Linked DNA regions of Homo sapiens: region 2 is linked to region 1. A link is a loop called in an ENCODE intact Hi-C map of the cell type or tissue named here. Cell type or tissue: body of pancreas. All regions are shown on one strand. Links, peaks and the distances in the headings refer to the core of each region. The heading gives the core; the rest is flanking DNA.

What was found. A loop is a pair of places that touch in the nucleus more often than their neighbours do. Peaks named below come from ENCODE experiments on the same cell type or tissue, not always from the same donor. Only the 100,000 strongest peaks of a DNase experiment are listed, where the experiment ranks them.
Region 2: it touches region 1 in a loop (3-fold over the local background); 82 of 110 quality-filtered maps call a loop at or near these places.

What each region holds. Positions count from the first base shown.
Region 1 is chr10:3,043,225-3,053,886 of GRCh38, forward strand. It overlaps LOC124902532 (a long non-coding RNA gene), which reads right to left and starts at 3,887. Exons shown (of 2, transcript XR_007062356.1): 1 at 3,596-3,887; 2 at 1-510. It overlaps PFKP-DT (PFKP divergent transcript), which reads right to left. Exons shown (of 4, transcript NR_160681.1): 4 at 9,270-9,918. RefSeq lists enhancers at 2,208-5,027, 3,789-4,354, 4,355-4,918 and a silencer at 2,513-2,807. In body of pancreas, for the core only: no CTCF peak of the experiment used is centred there; no DNase peak of the experiment used is centred there.
Region 2 is chr10:2,922,491-2,933,152 of GRCh38, forward strand. No RefSeq gene overlaps it. Among named protein-coding and RNA genes, the nearest start is that of PFKP-DT, 140 kb to the right of the region's middle. RefSeq lists enhancers at 1-958, 6,890-7,459. In body of pancreas, for the core only: a CTCF peak has its summit at 5,951 (motif pointing right); DNase peaks (open chromatin) are centred at 3,401 and 5,961.

The sequences.
Region 1 (10,662 bases), core at 1,134-9,133:
GTGATCAAAAGCCACCTTATGTAATGGGGACCTGTAAACAGCTACAGGTTTGGAAGAGAAAATTTCTGAGAAAATATCCAAATCTATTCTTTTTGGGAATGATTCACTTTTACTCTTCGTGTACGTGTGTGTGTGACAAAGTCTCGCTCTTGTTCCCACGCTGGAGTGTGATGGCACAACCTCGCCTCACTGCAACCTCTGCCTCCTGGGTTCAAGCAATTCTCCTGCCTCAGCCTCCGGAATAGCTGGGATTACAGGCACACATCACCACGCCCAGCTAATTTTTGTATTTTTAGTAGAGACGGGGTTTCACCATGTTGTCCAAGCTGGTCTCGAACTCCTGACCTCAGGTGATCTGCCTGCCTCGGCCTTGCAAACAGCTGGGAGTACAGGCATGAGCCACTGTGCCCGGCTCTTTTAATCTTTTAATCAGGAAATCAGCAGGACCTTTGAGAGAAGCAACTTAGGGCTCTAGACTCCTTTACAGGTTTCATGGGGCTCTGGGGCCATCTTGTGGTGACGAGCAGGCGCATAGAGCACGAGAAAGAAGAGAAAGAAGGGGAGAAAGGCGTCACAGGCTGTCAGCGAGTACAGTTATGTAAAGATGAGGGTCTTTTAAAAAAGCTTAGGTTACTTAGTAATCGATAATACAGAAGCGATTAAAGTCTTTCTCAAATTTTACTACGCATAAGAATCACCCAACAAGTCCTGTTTAAATGAAGTGTGTGATTCAGCATTTCTTGGGGAGGCTTCATTCCTGCCTCTCTCATGCCCCATTCAGAATGCCCAGTGCAGATTGCAGGCCAGGCTCTGAGCAGCAGGCAGGGCTTAGAAGGTGAGGAAGAGAGACAGACACGAATTCCCAAGGGTTGAAGTTAGTATCTTGAGCTGAACCCCAAGCCTCCTAGCATTGTGTCCCATGCATGCACAGTCCCAGCCTTTTGGATTGGAGTGAGACACAGGACCCCGTGAGCATGAGGGCAGCTGAGGCTTCCACAGAAGCTGAGTGGGGTGGGGACTCCGGGCACTCCTCATTCTCATAGCAGGGAGCTTACCAGACGCTCCAAAAACTAAAGAAGTCCAAAGTCAACTAGGCCAGGATTTCTGTTTTTCTCAATATTAGAGTCTTGGTAACAGGTATATAAAACTCATTTATTTGAAATTGCTTTTCAACCCAGGCATGGTGGCTCATGTCTGTGATCCCAGCACTTTGGGAGGCTGAGGCAGGAGGATCATTTGAGCTCAGAAGTTCAAGACCAGCCTGGGCAACATAGTGAGACCTCGTCTCTACTAAAAATAAAAAACAATTAGCTAGGTATGGTGGCGCACACCTGCAGTCCCAGCTACTCAGGAGGCTGAGGAAGGAGGATCTCATGAACCCAGGAGATCAAGGATGCAGTGAGCTATAATTATGCCACTGCACTCCAGCCTGGGCAACAGAGTGAGATTCTGTCTCAAAACATTTTTTTTAAAGAATTTTTTCTATATATATATATATATATATATATATATATATATATATTTTTTTTTTTTTTTTTTTTGAGATGGAGTCTCACTGTATCACCCAGGCTACAGTGCAATGGTGTGATCTCAGCTCACTGCAACCTCCGACTCCCAAGTTCAAGCAATTCTTCTCCCTCAGCCTCCAAAGTAGCTGGGATTATAGGCACCCGCCATCATGCCTGGGTAATTTTTGTATTTTTAGTAGAGATGGGGTTTCGCCATGTTGGCCAGGCTGGTCTCAAACTCCTGACCTCAGGTGATCTGCCCACCTTGGCCTCCCAAACGGCTGGGATAACAAGTGTGAGCCACTGCCCCTGGCCTCTATAGGTATATATTTTCTAAATTCCAAATTTGTCTAGCTAGCTAGGGAATGCAGCAAAAGAAAGGTGTCTAGAGCCCCATTTGTTCCAATACAATAAACATGGAAAGGACACATAGTTCAGCTAACACTGATTGAAGATGTCCCATGTTTGAGGCAGGCTATAGGGGTGATGGGGTCCCTACTGAACATTGTGCAAAGAAACACAGCCGCCATCCTCAAAAAGGCTGGCATCGTGGTGGGGTAAAGTCTATTCAAAATGCCTCGTGGATGAATCTGGCACTTCCCTTACGAGCACAGTGCCACGTCCACGCTGCTGTTTGTCTTACAAATGGACCATTTGGGATCTGGTCCCAGTCTAAAGAAGTAACGAAGTAACAAGGAGGCGTCCTCCTCACAACAAAGAAAGGTGGGAGGGAGGGACGGGGAGAAAGAGCTAGAGAGACAGAGAGAAAACAGATGGATCATTTCCCCAATCAGTAAGAAACTTTCAAAATATTTTAATACCTTCTTTTAAATATGATTCACTCAAACTATTTTTTTAAAACCATGAATCACGCCAAGAAATGAATCTAATTTGACCCACACGCGGGCTGAAATCAGTTTCACAAAGAGGTTGTTACTCTTACTCAATGTGGTGCATTCAGGTATTTTTTGTTCTATTTCATTGCATTAAACAAAAAGAATGCTGGTCACTGCCTACCAAGAGGCTCATACAGCTCACTGACTAACTCAGGGGTACTTGTCATTCCTGGACACTTGGTCCCCAGCCCACCCGGCTCTCCTCTCTAGGAAGCAAGCTGCCTGAGGCTATTTTAAGTGCTCTCCTTTCTCCACCAAGAATTGGAATCTGCCCAGCTGAGCCCCAGACGCTGGAGGGGTCCCGGGGGTCAGTCAGCCCTGCACCACCCTCCAGCTCCTCTTCTGGCCATACAAGGAAGTCCAGTGTGGGGATGACTAAGCAGCTGACCCGGGGCGGGGGAGGGCAGCCCTGGAGCGGGAGGCAGGGCCGGCCTCTCCTGCCAGCCATCAGCCCCTGCGGGCTTGTCCTGTGGTGAAAAGTCCCAGGCCTCCACCCAGGCAGCACCTGACCTCTCTGCTCCCTGAGAGGAGTGAAGTGGACCTCAAGGTCTGGAGGTGGAGGCACAGCCTTGCACTGACATCAGGCCCTAAGCTCTAGTTCTACACAGAGATAGCCCATCTGTCCTGGCCTCCCGGGGGCTCCCAGGGGCAGGGAGATCTGGCCTGGCCTTCCCAGCAATGCGTGCCTCAGTGGAGAAACCCCAGCTTCCCAGCATTAGGACACACACTCTCTCTCACACCCTCCGTGGTTCCCACTGACCTCACTGCAAAGTCCACAGTAGAAACTCACAGAGACCTGCTGAAGAGGCACCTGCCCAGCTGTCAGCCTGTTCCTCCACCTGCTCCCCCAACCTGCCCTCTCACCTGCTGTCTACACTCATTCCCCCCACCTGCTCTCTCACCTTCCTCTTCCACCCGCTCCTCCCACCTGCTCTCTCACCTGCTGTCTACACCTGCTCCCCCCACCTGCTCTCTCACCTGTTGTCTACACCTGCTCCCCCCACCTGCTCTCTCACCTGCTGTCTACACCTGTTCTCTGCTCTGGCTGCCCCCACCCATCCATCTCCCCCACACCCTTCTTGGACACTGCCCGGTGCTGCCCAGCTCCCTCACACAACACTGCCCCTCCCCACTCATGTCCTGCTTCCTCGATGGTCTTCCCAGAGGAGGCCCCACGTTCTCAGCCCCTACCTGTTCCTCAGGTCACCATTTCCTGGAGCCACCTTCCATCCCCCAGAACTCAGCTGGGCCCTGCAGACATGTACATGCTACCAGGTGACCTGTGGCCACTCCTCCTGCAAAGCTTTTCCAGGTGTCTCTGTTTTTCTTGTTCCTCAGAACGATAAAAGTTCCCAGATCCCAGGGACTTTCAGGCTGCTCCCACCACAGAGCTGGCCAGCATCCTTTGAGGCAGAGAGATGCTAGGGGTAAGTCCATGAGGCGGGGCCTGTCTCCGGGGCTGGGAACCTGGAGTCACTGAACCGGGAGGCCAGCGTGTTGCCCAGGGCTTCGCCTTCCTGCTGTGGTTTGAAAGACAGGAATACTAATGAGGTTTCCTTAACCTCCTAAGTGAGTGTGTGTGTGTATGTGAATGTATGCACGTGCACACACTCACACTCACACACACACACACCAGCCCCTGTAAACAAGGCTGCAGGTTCCAGAGAAGATGGCTCCCTCAACCCACAGAGAATTAAGACAAATCCTCATGAAGCCACGAGCAGAAGTCGGGGGGAAATCATTAACTCTGAATGAGAATCTCAGGAATTCATAAACATGATCTGAAATTACCCATCTCCAGGGAAGGGTTCCAGAAGTCTATTTTGTAGGAAGAAACTTGAGGACCCACTGTTAATAAAATTAGAGTCATTCCTGGAATGTTGCCAGGATATAGCTTACAAGATAGAAAAACAAGCTATAATCATAGGAGTGTATTTTTAAAAAAAAATAGAATAACAGTCAGAAGATGGTCATATTCTAGAAGAGCTGCAGGAATAAGGGAATCATATGCTCCAAAACCCTTTAGAGAAGGTACGCTCGGGCTCCAGACAGTTGGCCTGGTTCTTTGGACAAAAGTGGTGAATTGGTCCTCTCTCTCTCTCTCTCTCTTTCTCCCTCTCTCTGTCCTTTCCTCCCTCCCTCTATCCATCCCTTTCTCTCTCTCTCCCTCTCTCTCTGTCTCTCCCTCCCTCCCTTTCTCCCTTTCTATCTCCCTCTACCTCTCTCTCTCTCTCTCCGTCTCCCACTCTCCCCCTCTCTCTCTGTCTCCCTGCCTGCTTCTCTCTCCCCTCCCCGCATCCCACACACATCATGGTAGAAACGCCGCTTGGTATCATCCCACATCCTCTGTGCCCATCCTCTTCTGCCAACCCACCCTCTGATCTGTATACGGGTCCCTGGTTTATTCTGTCCACCCGAAAAATCTCAGCCCTGCAGGTAGAAGATGCTGCTGTTCTATTTCCATGATGCCAAATGCCTAGAAATTAAGGGAAAAACCCATTCACCAAAAAAAAAAAAGGACCTTATGGAGAATCCTAGCATTTACTTCTGTTATGCTCCTTTTTTTTTTTTTCCTTTTTTTTTTAGGGTCTCAGTCCTGGGAAGCTCTGGGATGAACATGGCTCCTGAGCATAGACACCACCCTGACAGAGGCTCGTGCGTGTTCAGCTTCATCCTCGGAACTTTACACTCACTCTTGACTCACTCCACTTTCTGTGTCTTTTTTTTTTTTTTGGCCTGACTTTTAAAAAAACAATCTGAGAATAAAGTGTAAAAAGAAAGTTTCTGAATCCTTAACTGAGGTCAAAATCTTGGAGCGAAAGCCAAAGATGCAGTGGCCAAGAAGCCCGGGGAACGGGGGGCGCCCCCCAACCCAGAATCAGTCACCAGTGGGGAGAAAACCCCCGAACCCAGAATCAGTCAGCAGTGGAGAGAAAACCCCCGAACCCAGAACCAGTCAGCAGTGGAGAGAAAACCCCCGAACCCAGAACCAGTCAGCAGTGGAGAGAAAACCCCCGAACCCAGAACCAGTCAGCAGTGGGGAGAAAACAAGAGCTTCTATGTGCGGCTCCCTGACGAGCACTTGGAAAGCAAATGCGTTTCAGCCCAGAAGAAGGTCAAGTGAGGAAATGCCCTAAATGGGGCTTATTCCTTGCCCAGCCCTGAGACTGGGCTGGAGGCCCCAGGCAGGAGAGGGAGGGCCAGGCCGTTTCAGGCTGTCACCACAGAAAATGCTGATGGAGCAGGAGGCTGCAGAGTGAGTCGACCTTTCTGCCCTCTATGCAGAGGCCCAGCCCTTGTGGGCGGACCTCCTGACTCCCTCTTCTTACTTAGTCTGGCTACTGTTGGCATATTAAAGTTGGTGATCATTTTGAACATGAGTGCTAAACTGAATTTTGTTAATTCTAATAATTTATCAAAGCATTTTACTATTTCTAGGAAACAGAATTACATTGTCCTCAGAATAATTTTGTCTTTCTTGTTAATAATAATAGTCCTTCAGTCTCCCTGCCTTCCCTCTGGGTGTGAGCGCATCTCTGCCAATGTGGGGCATGAGAACGGATGCCAGAGGCAGACCAAGCAGTTCAGAGGCTATAGCAGCAATTTATTTTTATTTTTATTTATTCATATACATTTTTTTGAGATGGAGTCTTACTCTGTTGCCCAGGCTGGACTGCAATGGCATGATCTCGGCTCACTGCAACCTCTGCCTCCTTGGTTCAAGAGACTCTCCTGCCTCAGCCTCTGCAGTAGCTAGGATTACAGGTGCCCACCACTGTGCCCGGCTAATTTTTTGTACTTTTAGTAGAGACGGGGCTTCACCTTGTTGGCCAGGCTGGTCTTGAATCCCTGGCTTTGGGTGATCCACCCATTTTGGACTCCTAAAGTGCTGGGATTACAGGCGTGAGCCACTGTGCCCAGCCCATTGTGGCATCTTAATCACAGAGCAAAGAAGGCCTGGACCCAGCACGAAGATGATGAAAAGGGGGAAGAGCAGCTGTCTCACCTACGGTGTTGCCAGGAGCTTCCAACTTCGAACATAAGGGACACTAAGTAGCTTTCCCAATAAAACAACTGAGTTGTTGGATAAAACCTACAAAAATACATCTTTGTAAGTGCACGACTGGGCTGGCATTGAAGGATGGAATCCACAGCAGTCAATAAAGAATTGGCAGGAACCAAAGTGGAATTTTTTTTCTGTTTAGACAGTTGCACAGAGGACAGGGCATAAGAAAGAAAACCGGACGCCTCTCCAAAATGAGGTTGGAAATCTGACATCTTAGACTTAAAATAAAAGCCCACCTTAGAGCAGGAGCAGCAAGGAGAGCACCTGTCCCTGCATTGGTGATGGGTGGAGGGAAAACCACTGACCCTGAGAACCAGTGAGAAACAGTCCTCCAGGAGTTCATGCTGGAAGACATCAAGAGCATGGGTCAAATTGACGTGGCACCAGGTGGCTGCTAGCTTCACCTCTACCCCATGTGAGCAGAAAATCCTTGCTGAAACAATGCAACTCTGTCCTCAAAATATCTCCCCACATAAAATTCCAAGGAAGATAAGTCCAGGTGCAAAAAGTTACAAAACATAAGTAAACAAAGTACTGTGGATACATCCAATAATTCAAGAAACAAATTCAGCAGAGCCACAAAAATCCAAAAGGTGGAAAAGATCAACTGCTGGCAAAGTATCCACTGCTGTTGCAGCTGTGAAGAGACTGTATTTCATAAAAAGCTCTGTGGCCTCACATTTGCCTTCTCAGGCATGTCCCCCCAGAAATGCCCTTGCACTGTCTTGTCCAAGAGACACATATGGGGCAAGAATATTTAGGCAGTGATTGTAGAAATAGAAAACACCTGAAGGCCATCCAAATACACCTCTATCAAGGAAAAAAGTTGGCATACTCACATTGTGCAATATTATACAACAGTGAAAATGAACTGCAGTTAAAAGCATCAACAATGAAAAATTACAGTGAACAAAGGAAATTACTGAAAAATACACTGCTATTCCATATACAGTACACAAACCATATGACTTTGCTTAATAATATACACAGAAATGATAAACCTTATGAAAAGCAAGACAAATATTAACACATGAGTCCTATGTATGGGTGAAGAAGGGAGACCCAGGTGATCAAGGAAGGGCATATTGTAGCCTTTCAAGACACTCGATGCTAAAGGATGATGACAACAGTGCAATTATTACTCTATAGGATTATGCATTCAGTTTTGTTCGTTTCTTTGTTTGTTTTTGAGGTGGAGTTTCGCTCATGTAGCCCAGGCTAGAGTGCAATGGCGCGATCTCAGCTCACTGCAACTTCCGCCTCCCAGGTTCAAACGACTCTCCCGCCTCAGCCTCCCGAGTAGCTGGGATCACAGGCGCCTGCCATGATGCTCGCTAACTTTTTGTATTTTTTTTAATAGAGACGGGTTTCACCATGTTGGTCAGGCTGGTCTTGAACTCCTGACCTCAGGTGATCCACCCACCTCAGCATCCCAAAGTGCTGGGATTACAGGCATGAGCCACCATGACTAGCCAAGTTTTATAGACTCTTATGTGTCATATATTTCATAATTAAACATAAAAAAAGCATTTACTGTAGTTTGTAAATGAAAGAGCAATAAAAAATGTTGCAAACTTTTAAACATAAAACCTGTCGTATAGCTCATAGTGACCCTCATATTAAGCTGTGGTAAATTCCAAGTGTATTTCATTGTAATTATCTAAAAACTAGGTGAACAGATGAAAAATTGAGTTCAGTTTTAAAACAAGATCGTAGGCCGGGTGCGGTGGCTCACACCTGTAATCCCAGCATTCTGGGAGGCCGAGGCTGAAGGATCACGAGGTCAGGAGATCAAGACCATCCTGGCTAATACAGTGAAACCCCATCTCTGCTAAAAATACAAAAAAATATTAGCCGGGCATGGTGGCAGGTGCCTGTAGTCCCAGCTACTCGGGAGGCTGAGGCAGGAGAATGGCGTGAACCCAGGAGGCGGAGCTTCCAGTGAGCCGAGATCGTACCACTGCACTCCAGCCGGGGTGACAGAGCAAGACTCCGTCTCAAAAATAAAAAATAAAAATAAAAAAATAAAATAAAAAAATAAAACAAGATAGTAAGATAATGTTACTGGTTGAAGGTGTCCAGGTTCTTGGCACCTTGAACAAAGAATTGGACACAACGCACAAATGGAGCAAGGAAAAAATGAAGCAACAGAAGCAGATATTTATGGAAAATGAAAGCACACTCCACAGGGTGGGAGGGCCCGAGCATGGAGAGACCGTTACTGAAGTTTCTGGGGTTTAAATACCCTCTAGAGGTTTCCATTGGTTACTTGGTGTACACTCTATGTAAATAAAGAGGATGAAGTAAAATTACAAAATCATGTACTCGGTGTACGCCCTGTGTAAATGGAGAGGATATTTCCTGTCATAGCCCAAGAGTTTCCATTTGATTTAGTTCTCCGAAGTCAGGGTGAATCGGCCTTATGTTCCTGCCTCCAGACCCTTTTCTCCTGCCTCCGTGGAATGGATGGCAGGACATGGAAAAGTGTTTTGTCCAAATGACATGTCCAAGGGCACTGGCAGCTGAAGGCAAGAGGGAACCAGTTAGTGCCACGGAGGAATGCCCACCCCCGTCTCCACACCGCACAGAACAAAGTGAGTGTCCTTGTCCTGAACCCTCTGAGGTGAGTATCTTGCCTCAGTGCTTTCATGAAACCCTTTTTTGGAGAGACTCATTCTCTCCCCTTCTGTACCTACAAGGCAGCAGGGATAGCCCCTCTCAGGCTGAAGTTCTTCTAACAAAAAAGAGAATAAAATAATAGAATTAATGTAACGAATAGTAAAATAATGAAAATGAAACTTTTTTTTTTACAGAAGCAGCTCTGGAATTTCATTTATTGGCATTAAAAGCAGAAAATGGTCCTATAGAGCTCAATTTAATGGCAAAGATTAAGGAAAGAATAAAGACTCTGCCTAATAATGGTGACATGAGCTGTTCATATTGTCATTTTCTCTGGGACCTAATATGGGGGAGGAGGCGGGACCCCGTGTCGCCAGGCCCCAGGTGATTTTCACACTGTTTCCCCAAATCACTGCAGCCTCTTCCCTGCTGGTCCCTTGATGCTGCTGCTGTGCCTGGCGTCCTGTGGGACAAGAGTGCAACAGGGCGCTGGGCACCTTGGCAGCTTCCAGTGGGATAGGCCTGCGGCATTCTGAGCCTGAATGCGGTGATCACCAGGAAGTAAGGAGACACAAGCAGGAGGGGTTCCAGGATGGAGGGGCCACTTCTCAGGGATCAGTCTCAGGCCCCAGTTGGGAAGGATCCCCTTTCAGGACAATGGCTCCAGGCCAAGGGCAACGCTGTTTCTGTGCGTCCTGATGACTGACCTGCGTCCACAGGGAAGCGTATCTGGGCTCCTTTTTTCCAGGCTGTGTTGGGAGCACCTTGAAATGGGCACTGGTGGATTTCAATTCCAGCCTTCCGGAAGCCATTCCAAATGGAAACTGAGCTAAGGGATGTAGGTGGAGTAAGTAAACAATTTTAGGTCCCAAACAACAGTTTTCAGATACAATATAGTGTGCGGGGAAAATAAAGCTTTGGGACCCCAATTCACAGCCAAAAAGGAAAAAAAAATTAAGCTGGAAGCTGAATCATGCAAGAAACTGCCTTTCCTTTTGTTCCTAAGCAGATAGCTACAGATAAAGGGTTACATATCTCCACAGGAAGCTGGTCTATGTTCACCTTATCTTACGTACAGGGCTGATTTACCACATGTGAGATGAAGACATAGCTGACCATCCCCATCTGCTCTGTTTCTCTTGCAACCTAAGGATGACCACAGGTTCCCTCTTTCCCCTCCAGCCCACCCTTCCCCTCCAGCCCACCCTTCCCCTCCAGTCCACCTTTTCCCTCCAGCCCACCCTTCCCCTCCAGCCCACCCTTCCCCTCCAGCCCACCCTTCCCCTCCAGCCCACCCTTCCCCTCCAGCCCACCCTTCCCCTCCAGTCCACCTTTTCCCTCCAGCCCACCCTTCCCCTCCAGCCCACCCTTCCCCTCCAGCCCACCCTTCCCCTCCAGCCCACCCTTCCCCTCCAGTCCACCTTTTCCCTCCAGCCCACCCTTCCCCTCCAGTCCACCTTTTCCCTCCAGCCCACCCTTCCCCTCCAGCCCACCGGTCCCCTTTAAATACTGAAGCCCTCAAAATCATACTGGGAGGAAGGCACAGACCACAGACTGTTTCTGTGATTCCATG
Region 2 (10,662 bases), core at 1,662-9,661, 120 kb before region 1:
GGAATGGGCATCGCCCAAGGACGTTTCCAGGGCGGCCCTCTTCTGGGGGGGTTTCCACGTCGCTCCATCCCTCTGTGGTCTGAGTTCCAGGGCTGTGCTGGAACGCGAGGCGAGCCCGGGGCTGGCTGCCGGGTTAACAAGAGAACGCGGCAAAACAAAAAAACCATCTGTTCAGTTGTTCTAAATTAGGCAATTTTGCAAGAAAATTGAGCAAATTATCAGTTCGATACCGCAATCACCAAAAATAACTAAATTCTGTCTTCTCTTCTTCCTATGTCAAATCCTTTTAATTTATCAGAAAAAGGAAAGGAGACATTCACAACTTTTAATTACCGAGACTCTGCGGGTTTGCTTCCTCACTAAGGAGCGGTGAGGCATTGAAAGTCGAGAGGCAGGCCGGGCGCAGTGGCTCCCGTCTGTAATTCCGGCGCTTTGGGAAGCCGATGGGGGTGGATCGCGAGGTCAAGAGATGGAGACCATCTTGGCCAACATGGTAAAACCCAGTCTCTAACTAAAAATACAAAAATTACCCGGCATGGTGGCACGCACCTGTAATCCCAGCTACTCGGGAGGCTGAGGCAGGAGAATCCCTTGAACCTGGGAGGCGGAGCTTGCAGTGAGCTGAGATCACACCACTGCACTCCAGCCTGGGTGACAGAGTGAGACTCTGTCTCAAAAAAAAAAAAAAAAAAAAAAGCTGAGAGGCAGCGAGGGTCAAGACTGCAGCCCCTCAAGTGGCTTCCAAAACTCGGCAGTTTCTCAGATTCACCTTAGTCATCTCCACTCTTCGGGTGAGGACATAGCCACTCTGGGTTTCCCTTTCCCCTCACCCCAGATGACTCACACTTTCAGACCCGCAATGCCAGGTCTCCGTAAAGATTTTCTGCAAGGGGAGTGTGGCTCTCACTTTTCTCTTTGCACAGTTTAGAGACTCTGCCCCCTGAAGGAAACACCCTTGGCCATCAAATCTCACTTGTTCCTTTCACGCTGTTTAATCTTCAGACATCCCGAAGAATCAAATCTCATTGACTTAGTAACCCAGGATATGGCATGCACAAGGGTTCCCAGTTACACGGTTTGGGGAACTCCTTCGTGGGACCTTGATGTATTTGTGAAAGACGCCAGACCAACGCCTTTGTGGGCAAAGAACCGCGTGTACCCATGGTTGAGTACTGGACAATGCCAGTCAGTAGGCTAAGCCCTTCATAAGCATTGCTACACAGTATCCTCACCGCAGTGTGAACTGAATTCCACCCTTATCCCTGCCTCCCGGATGGACACGTGGAGGCTTCGAGTCGGGGGACATCTTTCCCAGGGCTGAGAAGGAAGGTCTGCCCTCTCTCCCCGAGGTCCTCTGTCTGTGGCCTGCCTCTTTAGTGTGTCTTCAGGACACAGTGCTACCAAAGGGAGGAGCCACATTTTGAACCCAGATTCGCGTGATTCAAAAGCTGCCCTCTGAGCCAGGGCATCAACCTGGGATTTGCTACCCATTCCAATGACCTATCAATCTCATGTTTTGCCCACAGTTCCTGCCAATGAAAAGTGGAAAACAGCAACCCATGAGGTCCTAGACTTTACTGGAAAAACCACAAACGTAAGGAAGCATGTGTCTCCAACATGTGTTAACCCAGAGAGTTCCTTAGTGGTGAAAAGTCGGTCACACAGATTGCTTGGGGGTTTTTGACGCTGAGGAAGCACTGCCGGATTGCTTGTGAGGTCGTTTGGCAGGTCTACCGTGTGAGCAGCTCACAGGCACCATTTTGTTGCAAGTGAAATTGAATTCCTAAGCATTCTAGCATAATCATCTTCTCCACGTCCCTCTTCCTTCAACTGTGGCATTCTGACTTCCAGCCTTGATTAAAAGTGGGGTTTTCAGAGGAAAGTCTTTAATTTTCCCGTGTGTTATTCTGTTCCTACCATAATTTGCACTGTCTATGTTTAAAGGGTTTTCTCATTGAACACGTGCAAGAAACAAAAGTGGTCGGTAGTCGTATTTGTACCAACTGTCAGAGCACAGCCGTCAATTATAAGCAGTTGTTGCGATGGATTTATTCCACCTAATACTCGTGCATGTGTGAGCGAGTGGCTGCAGTGATGGCCATTATCACACCACAGTTATTGTGCTGAGTGGCTGCAGTGATGGCCATTATCACACCACAGTGACTGTGCTGTGTGCAGCAGGCACACCCGTGTTTGGGGCGACACATGTTTCTGACCATCACTGATTAAAGTGTCCTTGGTATCTGACCTCAGTTTCACAGCTGAGACCCAGTTCCTATTCGTGCTTCCAGAAAATTGAAGACCAATTTTGGAGATTCTTGAGATTTCCTATCAGAAACTAATTGATGCCATTCTCCTTTCCAGATGGCAGCTTCTGATAGAGCTGGGCATTCGAGAAAATACAATTTAGGAGCATGGAGACTTTATAAGCAGAAAGAATCATGTGGAGACTGTCAGCTGAGATCATTGGGGACACTGTCCTGATGATCCCAAAGTACCTAAGAACGATGGGCTGATGTCTTCTTTTTGAATATTTTGTTCTGATGACTTTTGTATTTTTAAAGCTAAAAAAGTCAAAAATTATCCTTATCTTGCCAAGTTTCTGAGGCTCAGCGACAAGGCCACACAGAGGTAAAACTGGGCCTCCCAACTCCTGATCCTACTTTGTAGAAACACTGCAGAGCTCTACGCTGGGAGGACCTCTAGAGCCTAACAGAGCAATGTATAACCAGAAAGCTGCAGTCCAGAGAGGATAAGGACTGGCCACAATTATGCGAGAGGTTCTAATAATACTTAAAGTAAAAATCCAGTTCCCCAAATTCCAAACTGGTGTTCTTCTCTTCCATGGTATTAGCATGAAAACATTAGTTTTCAGTAGCAATATTCATGCCCAACGAGATGATTGGTCCTTATTCACACAGGCCCTCCTCTTGGCTTTCGGGGAAAGAAAGATCTTTTGGAAGATGAGTCATTCAAAGCCCTAAGTATTAAGTGCAAAGGACACAAACACTCTAGACTCCAGTTGAAAAGAACTTTAAAATTACTAAACGTCCATGTGAATTCAGTGCGCTTTCAAGAAGAGCTGACGAGTCCTGGGTTCCAGCACCCTCTAGCCCCTTAGCTGCTGGTAGATCTCAGGTGCTGAACTCAGGTTCCTCATCTGTAGATGGGAACTCGTGACTCAACAAGGTATGTAATCGAACTCTGAGACAGAAATGCAGGAGTTCCCACTTCCAACGAAGGATCAACAAGAGAGCTCCTCAGCCCTGACCACAAATCCACCCGAACTCCCAGAAGATTCAGAAACAGCCATAGCGAGGGCTTGCTCTGGGCAAAACCAAGATAAATAGGCTCTCTGAGCTAATGCATCCTGTTCATCAGGAAGTGCCGTGGCTGGCAGGAAGCCCAGTTTGCAAGGGCCCAACTGGCCCAGAACTGTGAGACGGGAGCCAAGGAGACAGAGATCTTGCCCTGGCTCTGCCTCTGATGACCTGGGTGAGGGAGCCACTGGTTCTCTGAGCCTCAGTTTCCTTGCTGTGCACTGAAGTGTCTGCTGAACTCTAAGGGGGTGCGTGTTCTTCGTTTGGAGCAGAACCTCATGCTGCATACATCGATGTTTCTGTCTCAAGGAGCTATGGAGTCACAAAGGCAGGGGACAGCTGAGGGAGGCCTCCCAGGCCTACACATGGTATTGACTGCCTCTGAGCCACTGAAACGAACCTGTTCATTTTACAGCCTGTGGGTACTGCAAAGCCTAAGATTTGTAGTCACGCGAAGTTTCTGATCAGGGTGTCCTCCAGAGTAGAGTGCCCACGACAATTAAATGGACGTTTTGTTTCTTGTATTTTAGGGAACAAAGTGTCAACCAGCTTCCTCGTTTTATCCTCGGTGGAAAAGTCACCTTGGAGCCAGCAGGGTTGTTGCTGCACCTTAGAAATACAACCGCGGGACAACAGCCACAATTACCTAGAAAAGTGGAATGAAATTGCTCTTGAGCAAGTAAAGGGAAAGCAACATGTCCTTTGATGGCTGCTAGAAAGGAGAGGAGAGCAGAGTTAGGTGGATGAAACAGGCTGTGATGGAACCCGCCTGTGCCCATCAGAACAGGTGCCAGCAGGAGCAACTTGGCAGACCCCTGAGCTTGCAGGCTTGGTGGAAGCAGAGTAGCTTCCCTCGGACATGTGTGCCCAGGACCTGGGGGCCATGGTGTACCGCAGGCTGCAGGATCGAGCCTCCACTCGACACCGCCTGTCCATCCTAGGGCACAAATTCTCTCCTGGCTTGTGGTACATAAGCCCACAGGACCTCAGAAGAGTCGTTGCAAAGATGGGGAAGGTGCCATGGTTTATTTTATGTATTGTCTTGACCAGGCTAAGGGGTATACAGGTAGCTGGTAAAGGATGATTTCTTGGGAGGGCGGTGAGGGCATTTCTGGAAGAGGTGAGCATGTGAACCAGTGGACTGAGTGAAAAGGCTCCACCCTCACCCATGTGGGCAACATCAACCTGTCCCCCGAGGGCTTGAATAGACCAGAAAGTGAAGGGAGGGCAGATTTCCTCTGTTTCAGCTGAGACATCCTCTCCTGCCCTGGGACATCTGAGTTCCTGGTTCTCAGGCCTCAGATGCAGACTGGGACTGACATCATCAGCTCTCCCAGGTCTCCAGCGTGCAGGAGGGAACATGTGGGTCTTCCCAGCCTCCACAATCGCATAAGCCAATTCCTCTTAATAAACCTCTTCTATAAATTCCTGTCTGTCTGTCTGTCCATCTATCTATTTATCCCTGTCCGTTATGTATCTATCGGTCTGTCATCTATCTGTCTATCTGTTGTCTATCTGTTGTTTGTCTCTCCATCTGTCTATCTGTTGCTTGTCTCTCCGTCTGTCTATCTGTTGTTTGTCTTTCCATCTGTCTATCTGTCTCTCTATCTGTCATCTGCCTATCCACTTATCTATTTATCTTGTTGCTTCTGTTTCTCTGGAGAACCCTGACTAACACAGAGATAAAAAGGCTCTGAAGGGAGAGGCTGTGCTTCACGCCCTTGAGGTACTGAGAAGTTCAGAGATTAATCGAAAAACAGAGACTATATGGCCAAAGGCATGTCCTGAGTTTGCGGAGTGACAGGGTAGGCTAGATGTATATGACTTCCATGTAAAAATAAATTCAACACATGTCAAAGAGCATGTTTAACTCATCAATAAAGGAGGGAGACATAAGATATCGACTTGTTCAACAGCACACGTGGAGCGCAAGGTGCGCATAGGCGGTTGGAATCTGGAATGAACTTGCTAATAGGCATAAAGCTGCTAAATGTCCTCCAGGCCAATAACAAAATGATGCTTGTGGTTACACTTTCTTATAGAAAGGAAATCAATTGTATCTCTACCAGACAAAATTCATTTGCATTGCTACCGACAAAAACCGTCGGCATTACTGTCCGTCTTCTGCCCATTAGCCTCTCTCCCTGTGCCTCTGTAAAAACAGCCTGGTCAATAGATGGTAAGAGGCCCCACTGAGTGGGGTCCCTGGAGGGCAAGCCCCTGACGCCACTGCAAGGTTCCACCCAAGCCCTCGGCCACGTCCACATTATGGGAGGATCGTTCCTGAGCAGAGCAGATCCCAGTAGTCATGAGCAAAAAAACCTAAACAGCTAAACCCTAGAGCCAGCTGTCAAAGACAGAGGGCCTCCGCCTGGAATTCTTGACCGGAATGTCCACCCAACTGTGACTTTGCAAATTGAAGTGATGAATCCATTCTTGTGAAGCAGACCTCAGAGGAAGGCATCCCAGGTTATGAAAACAGAGGAGAAGCAGGCAGCAGCTTTGGGGTGCAGTGGAAGATGCACACTCGCCTTGTGGGGAGGGAACCGAAAGCTCTCTCACGTCCTGGGGTGAGAAGGAACAGCAGGCAGTTAACAGTTTCAGCTATGGAGAATCCAAGAGGCAACCAGCAGGGGGAGCCAGTGTATCGTCAAAACTCAGGTCTGATCCACGCTGACGACCAACAGGTGCATCTAACCCCCCTGGACCTGCAAAGTCCTCCGAGAAGGCGGACTAGAAATTTTCTCTGATTTGAATCAGCTGCCCTACAGTTCACATCCGGAAACATTAAATCAAGGGAAAACATTTTCTCTGTGAACTGCCTTAAATTGATAGGCCCCAAATCTGCCTTCACCTGGATGTCTGGAGATACCTCTGCTGAGAGGAAGAGGGTTCATTAAACATCTTCCTTCCAACACTGAAGTGAGGAAAACCATGTTCCCAGAAACCACCCAGCACCTCACTCTGAAAAATCCTTTCTCAACTCTCTAGGTATCTCTTTTTGTTCTGTTTAGAAAAATGAAGCATGCTTATTGCGAAGGGAAAAAAAGAAAAGAAAAAAGAAAGAAATGATTCTGAATGGCTTTGGTCTCCCATGATTTCACAAGTTTAGCCAGAGAAGCCATTAATAGCTAGGTCTGGGCTCCTCTTCAATACAGTTTCACTGAAAAAAAAAATGATGTTTCAAATTAGTAATTCATCACACCTGAATTAACACTAAAACGTCCATCAAATTAAAATCATTTTGCAAGATTGGAATTGTTTCTGCAACGCCTGAAGTCCAAAAATGGAGGCATGAGAGTGAATAAGAATCAGGATGTAAATGAATTCCTGACACGTCATTCCAGTCTCTGAATGGGGGGCTGGAGTAGGAATTAAATAATCACACGCAAATTGGATTTCCAAGATCTTTCCAGGCCAGCTACTGTAAGCTGTTTGTTGTTTGGACAGGTCAGTTTTGGGTGAGTTGTGTGCTTTCAGGGAAGCGAGGGGATAGCAGAGTGAGGGGTGGGGAGGAGAGAGGAGAAAGCCCACAGAGGTGCAGCCCCTAAACCAGGCCAGTGCCTTTCCTCCTGTTGGAAGCATAGAATTAAATTTCATTCACAAGCCCAAAGCACTTTCCACAGGTCTTTAAAATGGGATTAGCCTAAAGCAATCAAGTTGGAGAGACTAACCAGCAAACGCTAAAAGTACTCCCACCTGCCTACTCAATGGAACTGTTTGCCAGGGGAAAAAAAAAAAAGTCATCAGATGCATTTTCGTGGCATTGAGCAATGGATTAATGACACATGGAGACATGCAGAGACACTTGGAAGGCTGGCCTGAGCTCTCCGAGAGGCGGTGGTCAGCAGTTTAGGGTCTGAATTGGTATTTACACCATCAATCTCCAGCTGTGCCCAGTGTTCCTGGATGCAGCCTAGTTTTCCTGGCCTGAGAGCTCTCTGAAAAGTAGCCTCATGCATTTTGCATCCTTGAAACGTGAACTCTTTTATGCAGCATCCGATGTGAAGAGAGGCTGTGGAATGCGGGTGAGTGTGTTGGCAAATTTTATGTGTATTTTGTATACAAATAAATTTTTTATCTGTCCGTATAAATATAGGCATTCACAAATGTATGCCACAAATGCAAAATCTCTTCATATGAATGCACATTTTTAAAATGAGTTAAAGGGATGCTATAGAAGGGATACATTTCTCAAAGTTCGTGTGCTGTTAAAAAGAATCTTGAATAGACAGGACAAAATGCCTTCCTGTCAAGCATAAATGGAGGTATCTTAAATTAGCCAGTGAAAATCATTCCTGCTCTGTGTGAGACCTCATTTGGAGTGCGGGCTCCATTTACTGTGGGCTGGCTGATTACAGCAGGGCTGCAGAAATGAGGGGGCAGGAGAAAGAAACCAACTCCTTATACCTCTGTAAGACAATGAAAAAATTATATTAGCTTGCCCCCAAAGAAATCTAGAAAGAAAAGGAAAGAGTTCAACATTTTTAGAATAAGACCGAACAAATGGTTAATGTGCACTGGACGTAAACATAGTGAGTGTTCATTAGACATAAAAATAGTCACTTCTAAAAGATTAGAGATAAAAATATTGGATGATCAATTGTGGGAATCTTGTTTGCCTCTGACTTTTGTTACATTCTTACCTCTTCTGAGGTCCTATTTTTCCTGTGGTATTCATTAATTTGAAATGAACTGATGCTGACATTAATTGAAAAATAAAGGAAAAGAAAACTCTTGAATTATATATTAGCCCATTGATTGTCAAATACTTCCCTGCAGGTGCCATTTACCAATGTATGTTTCTGAATGCACACATGAATATGCGGAGTACTTTTCTCAAAAAAAAAAAAAATTAAAGGAAAGGCTAAAGAAATAAAGGAAGGAAGGAGATTTCTAAATACGGAAGAATAGTGCCTGGACTAGAAGAGTATGTACTGTGTATCTTCATCAAAGCTATACTATTTTACCTGTTTTAATTGACTGTGTGAGTTCATAGGGATCCCAAAACTAACTCCTTAAAAACACGCAGACAGAAAGAGCAAATAAAATGCACATCCAGCCGGGCGCGATGTCTCAGGACTGTAATCCCAGCACTTTGGGAGGCCGAGGCGGGCAGATCACGAGGTCAGGAGATTGAGACCATCCTGGCTAACACAGTGAAACCCCGTCTCTACTAAAAATACAAAAAAATTAGCCGGGAGTGGTGACAGGCACCTATAGTCCCAGCTGCTCGAGAGGCTGAGGCAGTAGAATGGCATGAACCCGGGAGGCAGAGCTTGCAGTGAGCTGAGATTGCACCACTGCACTCCAGCCTGAGCGACACAGCGAGACTCCGTCTCAAAAAAAAAAAAAAAAAAAAAAAAGAAAGTGCTGGAAAATTCCCTGGGTACATATGGGCTCTATCCCTTTGCTATTCTGAGCAAAGCAACTCAACAGAGGCTTCCCAGCACTGTTTCTGGTGCCAGCATCTCCAGGGCCACTGTGGGCCAGGTCTTTGGTCAGACGACACAAATTAAATGAACATTTACTACGCACCAGGCTCTGGTCCACAGTCAGGACATGGAGCAGAGAAGGCAGGGCGCCCACCTTAGAGAGGGTCGCATTTCATGTGCTCACAGGAATACAGACCATAAACCCCTTGATATGGTTCGGCTGTGTCCCCACCCAAATCTCATCTTCAAGTGTCATAATCCTCACATGTCATAGGAGGGACCCAATGGGAGGTACTTGAGTCATGAGGGAGGGTTTTCCTGTGCTGTTCTCATGGTAGTGAATAACTCTCATGAGATCTGGTGGTTTTATAAAGGGCAGTTCCCCTGCACACAGTCTCTTGCCCGCCACCATGTAAGACGTGCCTTTGCTCCTCCTTCACCTTCTGCCACGATTGTGAGGCCTCCCCAGCTATGTGGAATGTGAGTCCATTGAACCTCTTCTTCTTTGTAAATTACCCAGGCTCAGGCATTTCTTCAGAGCAGTGTGAAAATGACTAATACACACCTATGTCAATAATTAGGAGGACTGCTGGTGCTGAAAGGGGTAACATTTAAGAGTTAGCACTTACATTCTTTACCGAACATTTTTACTATTTAATTATGCTGCTTGTGGAATCAGTTGCTGTTATGTCACTGGGACAAATCATCATGGCCCTGCTTGATCCTCAGCTACTAGTTCAGTGGGGCCTATGGGACCCAGAAAATCACAGTCTCTCCTAGGGATGTAGTAAATTCAGATGGGAATGAGGTTGGGAGATGAAATTTCAGTAACAATAGTTTCCTAAATCTGTGACCAGTAAGAGGAGTCCTTCGGTCTTGACATTACTAACCATGTTGTTTTCGCTATTGGTACTGCCTCGATACATCAGCTAGCTTAAGCAAACAAGCTCACAATCTCAGTGGCTCATAAGACACGTTCATTTCTTGCTCTTGGTCCTTGGTGCTGAGGACTGGCTTCAGGTCTACCTGTCGGATTCTCTTATCAAGGCCTGGCTGAAAGGCCAGCCCCTGGGTCAGCAGGACCACTCTCATGGCAGATCGAAGAATCAAGGCAAGGACTCCAAACCTTCTGCTGGGAGGTGGCACAGGGCACGTCCACTAGGTTCCACTAGCCAAAGATGTCACGTGGCTGCTGGGATGGGAATCAATGGGAGGGAATGTAGATACACATCAACGGGATGGGGACTAGGGACTCTCCTTGTGAGGAGCCATTGGAAGTCACATGTCACCCTGTGGGAATGGGTGATCCCACAGAAGGAGGCCATCACCTAACTGGGAACAGGAGCCCATCTGTCTCGTGAAGCTTATCAGCGTGCTTTCTGTCTAGTATCACAGATTACCACAGGAGAGATGCTGAATCTACCAAAGGGTTGAGACTGTGTCATTTATATATCTTAGCGTGCTCTACAAAGGCATTCCAAACAGCCATTAACCCGGGATGGATGAACTCTTAGTGTCTGTTTCCAAATCAGTGATACAGAACTAGCCTCCACTATTGTCCTCAAAAACACTATTTCGGATTTTATCTCCCTTAAAACTGATCACAAACGATAAATATTTAACAGCACGTCCACTAAACATAAAATTTGCCTTCCCAGAAAATGTGTATTTTATTTTTGTTTCTCTTTTCATTTGTCACAGTATCTTATAGGCATAAAGATTAATGTACACGTAATTCTTATTTTCTATATGAAATTTCTACTTACTATTTTTACATGAAAAGAAAATATGTGACTATTGTCTAAGGGTGTCACACAGCTCTTGGTCAGCAGGATAAAACAGAAACAGCAAGCAGGCCAAACAAGGGATTTAGCCAAGCCCGCTGAATCCTCGGGCCTCTGCAATGT